2 separate regions of the Homo sapiens genome follow, and region 1 is linked to region 2. Evidence: chromatin contacts called from ENCODE Hi-C or POLR2A ChIA-PET data. All regions are on one chromosome and are shown on one strand. Each heading gives the region's core, a stretch centred on a gene start or an enhancer-like site at or near the end of the contact. The rest is flanking DNA. Distances are from core to core; before and after follow the strand shown. Region 1 overlaps LOC105377448 (a long non-coding RNA gene). Region 2 holds the start of LINC02172 (long intergenic non-protein coding RNA 2172).

The links. Hi-C counts contacts between places; a loop is a spot of excess contacts on that map. ChIA-PET counts read pairs that join two places held with the same protein, here RNA polymerase II (POLR2A). Pooled maps may share reads with other maps.
Region 1: POLR2A ChIA-PET joins it to region 2 with 11 read pairs in activated T-cell. The contact joins the enhancer-like site here to the promoter of LINC02172 in region 2. A Hi-C loop is called at or near these places in 1 of 168 maps with a recorded cell type or tissue (IMR-90) and 3 of 50 pooled maps. POLR2A ChIA-PET finds 5 or more read pairs at or near these places in 1 of 52 experiments (activated T-cell).

The regions. Positions count from the first base shown.
Region 1 is chr4:138,862,853-138,867,804 of GRCh38, reverse strand. All of the region lies in intron 2 of LOC105377448 (a long non-coding RNA gene), which reads left to right. Among named protein-coding and RNA genes, the nearest start is that of NOCT, 150 kb to the left of the region's middle. RefSeq lists an enhancer at 1,217-1,718. Within about 2 kb of position 2,674, at least 3 of the 41 ENCODE cell types and tissues checked have a DNase peak (open chromatin) inside an H3K27ac peak, as active enhancers do.
Region 2 is chr4:137,543,418-137,548,263 of GRCh38, reverse strand. It overlaps LINC02172 (long intergenic non-protein coding RNA 2172), which reads right to left and starts at 2,533. Exons shown (of 2, transcript NR_146553.1): 1 at 2,454-2,533. RefSeq lists an enhancer at 4,363-4,846.

The DNA.
Region 1 (4,952 bases), core at 1,425-3,924, 1.3 Mb before region 2:
GTCTAAAGTCAAAGGGAAATTCAGTCAGCTTCACTTAATAGCTAAAGAATGAGAGGCCGAGGGTGGCATTCCAGGCAGAGGCCTTGGGAGTGCAACTGGAAAGGAGAAGGGGCTGCATGGGGCGGGCACGTGTGTGGTGGGTATATAGTGTGTGTGTGCACAGTGTGTGGAGTATACAGTGTGATGTGTGGTGTCGAGTGGTGTGTGTGTGGGGGGGTGTATAGTGTGGTCTGTGTGTGGTGTGTCGTGTATACTGTGGTGTGTGTGGTGTGTGTGTTGCATGGTGTGTGGTTTATGTGCATTGTGTGGAATATATTGTGTGTGGTGTGCATGTGGTGTATAGAGTATAGTACGGTATGTGTGGTGTGTTGGGGTGTGTGTGTGTGTGTGCATGTTGTGTGAAGTATAGTGTGGTGTGTGGTGTGTGTGTATGTGTGTGCATGGTGTATGGTGATACTGTGTCGGAGTGTGTGTGTGGTGTGTATGGTATATGGAGTATAGTGTGTATGCGGGTGTGGTGTATAGTGTGTGTGGTGTGTAGTGTATAGTGTGTGATGTGTGTGGTGTGTGGAATATAGTGTGGTGTGTGTGTGTTTGTGTACATGTTGTGTGATGTACAGTGTGTTGTGTGGAGGATAGATGGTGTGCAATGTAGTATGTGGGTATATGTGTGTGGTGTATGTATGCTGTGCTGTGTGTGTGGTGTGTATTGTGTGGTGTGTGTGTGGTGTATGCATGCTGTGCTGTGTGTGTGGTGTGTATTGTGTGGTGTGTGGTGCCTGTGTGCCTATAGAAGATGGAAAGGTGTCCTCAGAGATTAATTAGACGCTGACTTGGTCTGACAGAAAGTTGAGGGAGGGGAGGTCTTAAGAGTCAATGTGGAGGTTATACTTGATAAATAGTGAATGTTGAGTCAAATTGGGTTCCCTCAAATCAGGTTTTTCATCACAAAAACAGCACATGCATGCAGCAACACATGACGCATTCTAAAATGTGCATACATCAAAGGCAATGTGTCCCACCGCCGTCCTGCTCAGCTGCTCCAAACTTGTTCCCTTTGTTCCCATCCTGGCCCAGCGCAAGGCTCGATTTCACCCTGAAGTCACTCTCTAGTGCTTGTGTCTCACCTGATTAGGGCCAAGGTGGCAGCTCATGAGTGTCTGGTGTTGCTGGACTGGAGACTGGGAGTTTTCCACTGGAGGGTGGTTGGGAGGCAGGCACAGGGCTGTGCTGGGTAGACTTGGGGAAGCAGATCAGTGCCACTCCACAGGGGACACCACCGGGTGACAACAACCCTTGGTGATGGGTGGTCCTCACCTTGGGGCAAAGCGGCAACACCTCAGCCCCTCTCAGCTTGCTGCAGCTCCCTGGGGCCTGCTGGACTTTCTCTTCTGTGGGGGATCATAGCTGCTCCTTGTCACCCACTCCTGCCCCTGTAATATGCCTCCTCCATTTCTTCTCTATAGACATGGGGGTTCTACCTAAACCTCTGCTCTGTCAGTGTATGGCAGAATCTTCCTGCCCTAGATTTAGGGCAAAAACAAATTTTTTTTTCTTAAAAATTGAGTATTTGCAACATTTTTCTTGTTCTGTGGTCTGTGGTTCATGCCAGGGTAACTATAAAGGGGTCTGGTGAGACTAGATGGGGGAGAAACATAACGATTAATAATGTGAAAGATTCCAATATGTATAATTTAAGAGTGAAAGCCCATCATCATGTCATCCTTTAGAGAAAACCACTGCTTACATCTGCTGTGTATTCTTTCACATTATTCTAGGACTATAATGACGTGCACGAATAAGATATAATTATGACAGTATTATTTACAGAAATGGGATCTTCCTGAAAGTACTCTTCTGCATATTGCCTTTTCCACTCGACACATTCGGACATCCTTCCACACTGTCCGCTGTAAATCAACCTCAGAATCTTAGTGGGGAGGAGGAGGAGGATAGTATTTTGGGGAAGTTGCTCAGGCAATTCTGATAGTGAATCCTCCCTCACTCCCCAGGTGCTGCGGCGTGACCCCTCTGTGATTACAACCCCTGCTCTCGCTGCTCCATGCCCACAGGTGCTGTGCGTCAGTGCCACATCAGCATGCTCTTGATCACTTTCTTGACTTTAAAAGCGTCCTCTTCCCTCCCTCCCTCCCTTCCTTCCTTCCTTCCTTCCTTCCTTCCCTCTTTCCTTCCTTCCTCCTTCTCTTTATCATTTCAAAAAACCACTGAGTATAAAGGATACCATTAATGTGGAAAAAAAGAAACCACAGAAAGGCTTTTCTCTACCTTTTCTTTCCTGTAGATAGAACTGTAACTGAACTTTGAGCGCTCTGAGGAAGGAGACATACTCAGATGCCCACCAAGTAACCCAAGGTCGTGCAGTCTATAGAATGTGGCTTTTTGCCCCTTGGGAAAAAGCCCAGGAGGATCAGGGCTGTCTGGAAGGAGGCTCTGCATGGAGCCTCATGGCTGAGCAAGGAGTCCTTTAAAAGTAACATTCCTTCCTGTCACTGATATTAGGTTTTCTCACAAGGTGTATTTGTGCTTCTGCCTAACAGCATAGAAGGAAACAATGCAAACAGAACCAGAGCAGCCACTGAACTCCTGTGATGTTGTCACTAATCCGGTTGGTGTGGAGAGGAGCCAAGCTGCCAACCGCGTCCCCCACCCCCACATCGCCCTCACCGAGTGCTTGGGTTCCTGCCTCTATCAATCACAAGGCTTATATTCCGAGGCTGGAGGTGGTGCCTCTACTCAGCACTACCTCTGTTTTCACACAACCTCTATTCTAATCTTCATGGTCAGGGTCAACAACAGCATTTCAGCTTTTCCCCGAGACAAGGGAGATAGTTCAGCAAATATCTCTCTAACTTCAATATTCTGTCTCTGTCAGATCAATAAGGAACATTTTTTGACAAGTCTGATGTTCAGTCTTTAAGAGGAAGATAACCTTCCTGAGTGGAGAGAGGAAAGATTTCTGTGCCATGACATGATGACTCTTGACTTTCATCCTCAGCTTTGTGGAAAGTAGTGTTTTAGGGTAATGGGTGGTTGGTTGACTCCTTTTGCCTCTGTGACAGCTTCTTTCTACAAGGACTTTTTTCTTAAGCTCAAATACCAAGGCTAGTAACAAGCATTACAAACCATGACACCAGCAATCCTCAAGAGGAATAAGGAAAAACAAACAAAAAAACATAGCCAGCAAGTAAACGGCATTCTTTGATTTTCTTAGGAATAAGGGACACCGTTCTACTACGGTGTCTCAGGAGGAGTTACCCTGACACAATGGGTGAGATTTCCATTCAGTAGAAAGTTAATCTCACTGTTTTACAATCCTTTCTCTAGTGTTTTATTTTGGTGACTCTTCCTTTCCATTTTACCAATGAGAAATTTGAGGTACTGATAGGCTTGGTAAATATTACAGAGCAAGTGGAATTTGAAACCTTTGTTTTTTGCTTATTAAGAGAGGGTCTCTTTTTTTGGGTGGGGGAGAGGATCTCACTCTGTCACCCAGGCTGGAGTGCAGTGGTGCAATCTTGGCTCACCACAGCCTCTGCCTCCCGAGTTTGAGCAATTCTGCCTTGGCCTCCTGAGTAGCTGGGATTACAGGTGTGCACCACCATGCTCAGATAATTTTTGTATTTTTAGTGGAGATGGAGGTTTCACCACATTGCCCAGGCTGGTCTGGAACTTCTGAGCTCAAGTGATCCACCCGCCTTGGCCTCCCAAAGTGCTGGGATTACAGGCGTGAGCCACCTCGTCTAGCCCGGGTCTTTTAATCTCAATTTTCATATTCCTCCTGGGTTTGAGACCAGATGATATTGTAGATGCACATGAGAACTTCAGTTCAGAGGCAGGAACCTCACTGTGGTCTAAGAGTGCCACCTCACACTCAGTTTGGTCTGGTCCTACTTTAACCCGGGAGCTCCCTGTGCAAAGAACTCTGGTTTGAGGCCACTCTGGGTGAACCATTCTACTTCCTGCTGTCAAGGTGCTTGGGGTGCAAGACAACAAACCACTGGTCAGACAGAATCTGAACTGTGCACTTCCAGTGAAGTGGGATGGATCCAAGGTATTTTTTTCACCCCTAGGAGAAAGACCAGTGAGTTTGGTAGGGATCGCCTGTGGCTGCTTCTGAGCTGCTCAGAAGTCTCTACTTTCAACCTGTCTGGAGGAAAGCATTCACTCTGGGGCAGACAAATTCCAGTTGAAGCAGATATATTAAAATGAGGGACTAGGAGTGTAGATACTTATTTGAGGTCTGAAAAAGAAAGCTGGGGCTTTACAACTAAGAAACTAACTGAACCTTGTTAGAAATCAATGCATCAAGTGTAATTGAGCTGGTAGATGAAGCCCCAGCCAATTGGCGCCTGGGATTTGGGCACCTTCGTTTATCAGCTCTAAGCCTAGTTTGGTTCACTGATAATCTGATAGCAGTTCTGTATGCTGATTGGCTGGGGGAGGTTCTCTTCTCCTCCAATGAGAAGATAATCAATCATGTTACTGACTTTTGTCTTGGCGAAGGTATTTAGATTTCAGCCAGCCGGTTAGCTGCCTCAAGGCCACCTGCTTGACTGAAAAATAAAGAATCCATTTCTTTTCCTTTGCAAGGAGAAGGGAGGAATTATTGACTTGTGTGATAATTTTAGGGGGATGATTAAATCTGGCCTCTTAGGCTCCAGCTAAAAATTCAATTCTGATGACTGATTTTTCTTTTCATACGTCGCTGTGCAATCCTGTGTACTGCCATGGCTAATGTTCCTGATGCTGATTGTCCCTTCACTTTAACAAAGCACAGAATCCCCAGCCCACTCTCCATTTCATGTGCCTCCCAGCTATGAGGACATAATGAGGAAATGCACTCTTTCTGCTTAAGTTAAGAATACTATGAGTGTGCAGGCATGCTTAGAGGCTTTCTCAAGTAACACACTTGCTCTAAAGGAAAGAATCAG
Region 2 (4,846 bases), core at 1,284-3,783:
CACCCTGTCCCTAACTCTCTCTGACACACAATGTCCACTCTCCTTTACTGTCCTCCAGAAGGTGCAAATGTTTCTTCTCCTTTAATTTTTCTCACCACCACCTCTTTCCTTTATGTGCTTCTTCTACTGCTATACTCCCATCTAGAAAGAGATGTAAATACAACTTTTCTACCAACCCAGAAACTAGTTTACTTGTTTCAATATTTTATGCATAAGACAGACATCATTTTCATAGCCAAATTTCTTGTTTTTGGAAAGATTCTAGTGAAGGCCTGGCATGGTGACTTACACCTGTAATCCTAACACTTTGGGAGGCTGAGGTGGGTGGATCACCCGAGGTCAGGAGTCTGAGACCAGCCTGGCCAACATGGTGAAACTCCATCTCTACTATCAATACAAAAAAATTAGCCAAGCATGGTAGCTCGCGCCTGTAATCCCGGCTACTCGGGAGGCTGAGGCAGGAGAATCACTTGAACCTGGGAGACAGAGGTTGCAGTGAGCGGAGATTGCGCCACTGCACTCCAGCCTGGGTGACAGAGCAAGACTCTGTCAAAAAAAAAAAGAAAAAGAAAAAGAAAAAGATTCTAGTGAAATAAGTCTCAGCTTTGACTGTAGATTATAATCACCTGGGGAACTTTTCCAGCTCCTCAGGAAGCAAAACAGACCAATGAAGTCAGACTCTCTGGGGGTGAGACCCAGGCATCAGCGTTTTCTAAAGCTCCTCAGGTGATTCCAATATGAAACCAAAGGGAAGATCATGACAAAAAAAATGCAGCATTTCTCTAAGGATCATACATCCGCTGTTCAGTGTCACTGCTGATTAAGGGAGAGCCACTGTTCATTTGAGAGGCAATCATGACCCGGAGTACAAAAAGTTTTGTGAATCAATGCCATCAGTTCAATAAAACAAACATTCATCACAAACCTCATTAACCAAACTAGCATTTATAATTACAAATAGTTAAGGTAAAATAATACTTTGAAGAATAAAATAGAACTCTGTATTGACTCTATATTGTGATTAACAAAAAAACCCGTTAAGTGCTAATATTTAAACTACTGATTCAAATTGCAGAATGAAAATCACTAGGAATGATATTCACCCTACCCAAGGAATTTGACTAGTGTGGCATTCATAACAGTTATCTTCCAGATCCATTTAGACTCTGATATTTCATTTTATAGAATTTTTACTTTTATTCACACACAAACTTCTTTAATGGAAATTGCCCATATGTCATACAATACATGATTGACTTATTTTACATTTGCTTAACAGCCTTATTCTTTATTCCATGATTTACAGAGACTTTCTAAGGGCAAAACAGTCAAACAATATCTTAATAACATGATGGTTTTAAAAGGGGACTCAAGGCAAAATGTGAATATGACACTTTAACATTGATTAGCAGATAGTCCGTCTAAAGACTGAATTCAGCACATCAATTTTGTTAGCAATATACACAGATTTTTTTTCCTTACTAGGTAATGGTAAAATTTTACTTTTTATCAGAAAAGTAATTTTTCTAACACATGAAGAATAAGTTAATATGTGTTTACATTTGTATGTGTGATAGAGTTTGAAAATTCAGGTTACTTCTAACTCTTATCATGAAAATATTAAAATTTGTATATTCTTTAATTTGTAAGAGGTGATACCAGCTGTTTCATTATGCATTGTATTTGCTCAGGGATTTAATTCATGTGCCTGGGAGCATATGCTTTTTAGAAAACATTTTAATAAACATTTGGATGTTGTCATACTTATAACTCTGGAGAGAAAGTACACTTTATTATTTTAATTATATTAGCATGTGGCTGTATGGCATTACATTTCCTGAAAAGTTAAATTGACATATTAAATAAATAATGAAAGTATATATGAATTCACACATATCTATATATATTAAAACTGATGCATATTAGAATCCTTAGAGAAAATATAGCAAATATCTTTGCTATAATGTTATGCCCGATTCTATTTGTTATAGCATAATAGTAAGCCAAGTACTGAGCTTGACTTGGTCCAAATATCTTGGTTCATTAATGCAGATTTGCTTTGTTTTAGGTACAATTTTAAAAATAATATCTGAGACAACATTGCTAACATGATACACAAAGATAAAACACAATCTGTTGCTGTTGGAGATCTATTTGTATTAATAATATATATGCTTGCATTCTATTATTTTCAACAACATTCCATGCTATAGACTTCTGCAATAACTGAGATGGAATTTAAGCAGTTGGCATGTGTTTCAGTTTCTGTGAAGTTCACATTTTTCATAATGCATTAAGAAGAAGAACTATTACTAAAAGCTCATTTATGTTATGGACATAGGCAAGTATGACAAGCAAGGCCTAGTTAACAACATGATTGTGCAAAGCCATGAGGAGAGAGAGCCTATAAACAAAACCTGTTGCAGGAGCACAGTAAATTCTAGGGGACTTACCCAAAAGCATTAAAAGAAAATCCAATGTGGTGAGTAGAACACTGGAGGATCTGACAGCACACTACAGACCATCATTCATTGAGCACTTGGCAGCGTAAGATGAGATTGCTGGTAGTGCAATCTCACAGTAGGTGGTGCAAACAGCGAGGATTCCAGAGGAGATTCCAAAAATAGAGGCAGCATCATGGAATTTCACCAGCTGATATAAAGACAACAGTCATAACAGTTTGGAGGAGGATTGAGTAACTTGGAGTTGGAATGGTGAGAGAATAAAACTAGCAAAACCAAACAGTGTCTAAACGTCAATTATTGAAGTGGGACAGTAGGCAAGGATGACGCATCAGGTATAAAGAAGTCTAATTAGAGCCACGCAACAGGCCTAGTGTCAGTGTCAACATAAGCATCAATAATTGCTGAGCACCAACATTCATACCTCCTTCCTGACTCAGGCAAGATTGGTTTTGGATATACTGGGGCAGAGCTCAGAACTCTGGGGATGGAAAGGGAAGGGTTCAAATGGTCTGAGACAGGAAAAAAGAGAAATACAAAGGCTGTGAACCAGACAGCATTCCATGTGAGTAGCAGAATTCAAGAAACAACTAACAACATAAATTGTATTTGTGTGGATGCAACTTTTAGAAAAATCTGCAGTCACACTTCTGCATGGTACAGAGAAGTCAGAATTGGGGTTTTACATTCTTACCGTGCAAGTCTTTGTGAATATTGTAAATAACCAGAGATGTTCATACTAAACTTTTGCGTAATAGAAAAATGACTGAGTGTTCTATTCTGTTAAGAAATCTAGGTGTGCACAATTTCTTCAATGGCATGTTATCACTTACATCAAGACAAATACATAAGGAACTCAGATACCCACTTTTATTTTGTCTAAGAAGCCAGGGGGCAATGCATTTTCTATAGATTCAAATATACATTACCTATCCTTCACACAAGAATTATAACTATAACCATTAAAATATTTAAAAATGAAGATATTTTTTCTCCATCTACATGTTGGTGAGCTTGAATTATATCACATCCCAAACATTAATTTTATTTTCTCCTGGGTTTTATTTGAGAAAATTTGCATTTTGGGAAGAAGCAAAGAATGGTTTATAAAATTAGGTAATTTAAAACAAACCATATAATCTTAACCAAAATTTCTTTTTTCCTAATGCTATATTAAAAATGTATATGTAGTAATGAAATTTTAGGTTTTGATGTATGGCATTCAAAGGAAAAGCAAGATAATCAGTATCAATAAGATTGTTTCCTGTTTCTATGAAATATAGAGCTAAATATATACAAAATTTTCAATAGTGCTATCATAAATACATATTTTTTAATTGTAGTCATTGAAGTAAAAGTTTACCTATTTTTCACTATCTAATTTTTTTGTAAAAGTACAAATTAATCTTCATAGCTTTCACTATATATATAGCACTGCTTTCACAGCTTTTAGCAGCCTAATCATTCTTCTGTTGTTCCAAAGAGGCTTTATTTCATTTGAGCAGACTGTTTTAAATGCTTCTTTTTAAAAATTAAGTTATATCTTTAAGAGAAGGTGCAGTTTTTGTATCACTTATTTGACATCAAGGAAGGAGGTTTTCTTTTAACCTCCTTGTAGCCTACATGTCAATAAATAATAGGCTTCTGCTATTTAACCTATAAAAAAATCATTTATTATCACCTCACTCTTGTCCAACATAAACTTGTTAAAAACTGCAGTTTGTAAATATTTATCATGAAACAAAATGGTGAAAGGGACAGTACACTTTTAATTTTCAGGTAGCAGGCTGATATTTATGCAATTTAACATAATCGGACTGCTGAGGCTTTAAAAATATAGGCTTTCTTGAATTTGTCATGTTTTGTGAATCTTTCTCTCCTTGCATAACAAAACACTCTGTTTACTCTCTATGGAAAATTACTCAAAACTCTTTTTCTCAGGCAGCTGTAGTTTTGGCCAAAGCTTCCACGAGATGCAAAATTGGACCTAGTATCAATGAGGACAGTAGAAAGAACTATTGTTGTTAACTGATCATAGCTCCTTAAGTGAAAATGTTAGGAGACCAAACACAGGCCTTTGAAATATGAGGGAGGCAGTCTTTAAAGATGTGGCGTGTTACTTATAAAATGAAATAAAATTCCACATTTTAGAAACTCAGTTACTTCAAGGTGTTGATTTTAGGTCCTTAATCTTTTTTTTTTTTTGCTCCTTCTCTCTTCATTCCAAAGGCTTTCCTCTGTGTGATCTCTTTCCCCCAAGAAAACTTTCCACTGAGTTGAAAGCTTGGGAACTCTTAAGTTTAGATGAATGATAATGAGCATTGTCAAAGAGGCAGTAAAATTGAGTCCTTGGTTCTGGCTGTTGAGCTGAGAGCTGCAGGAGT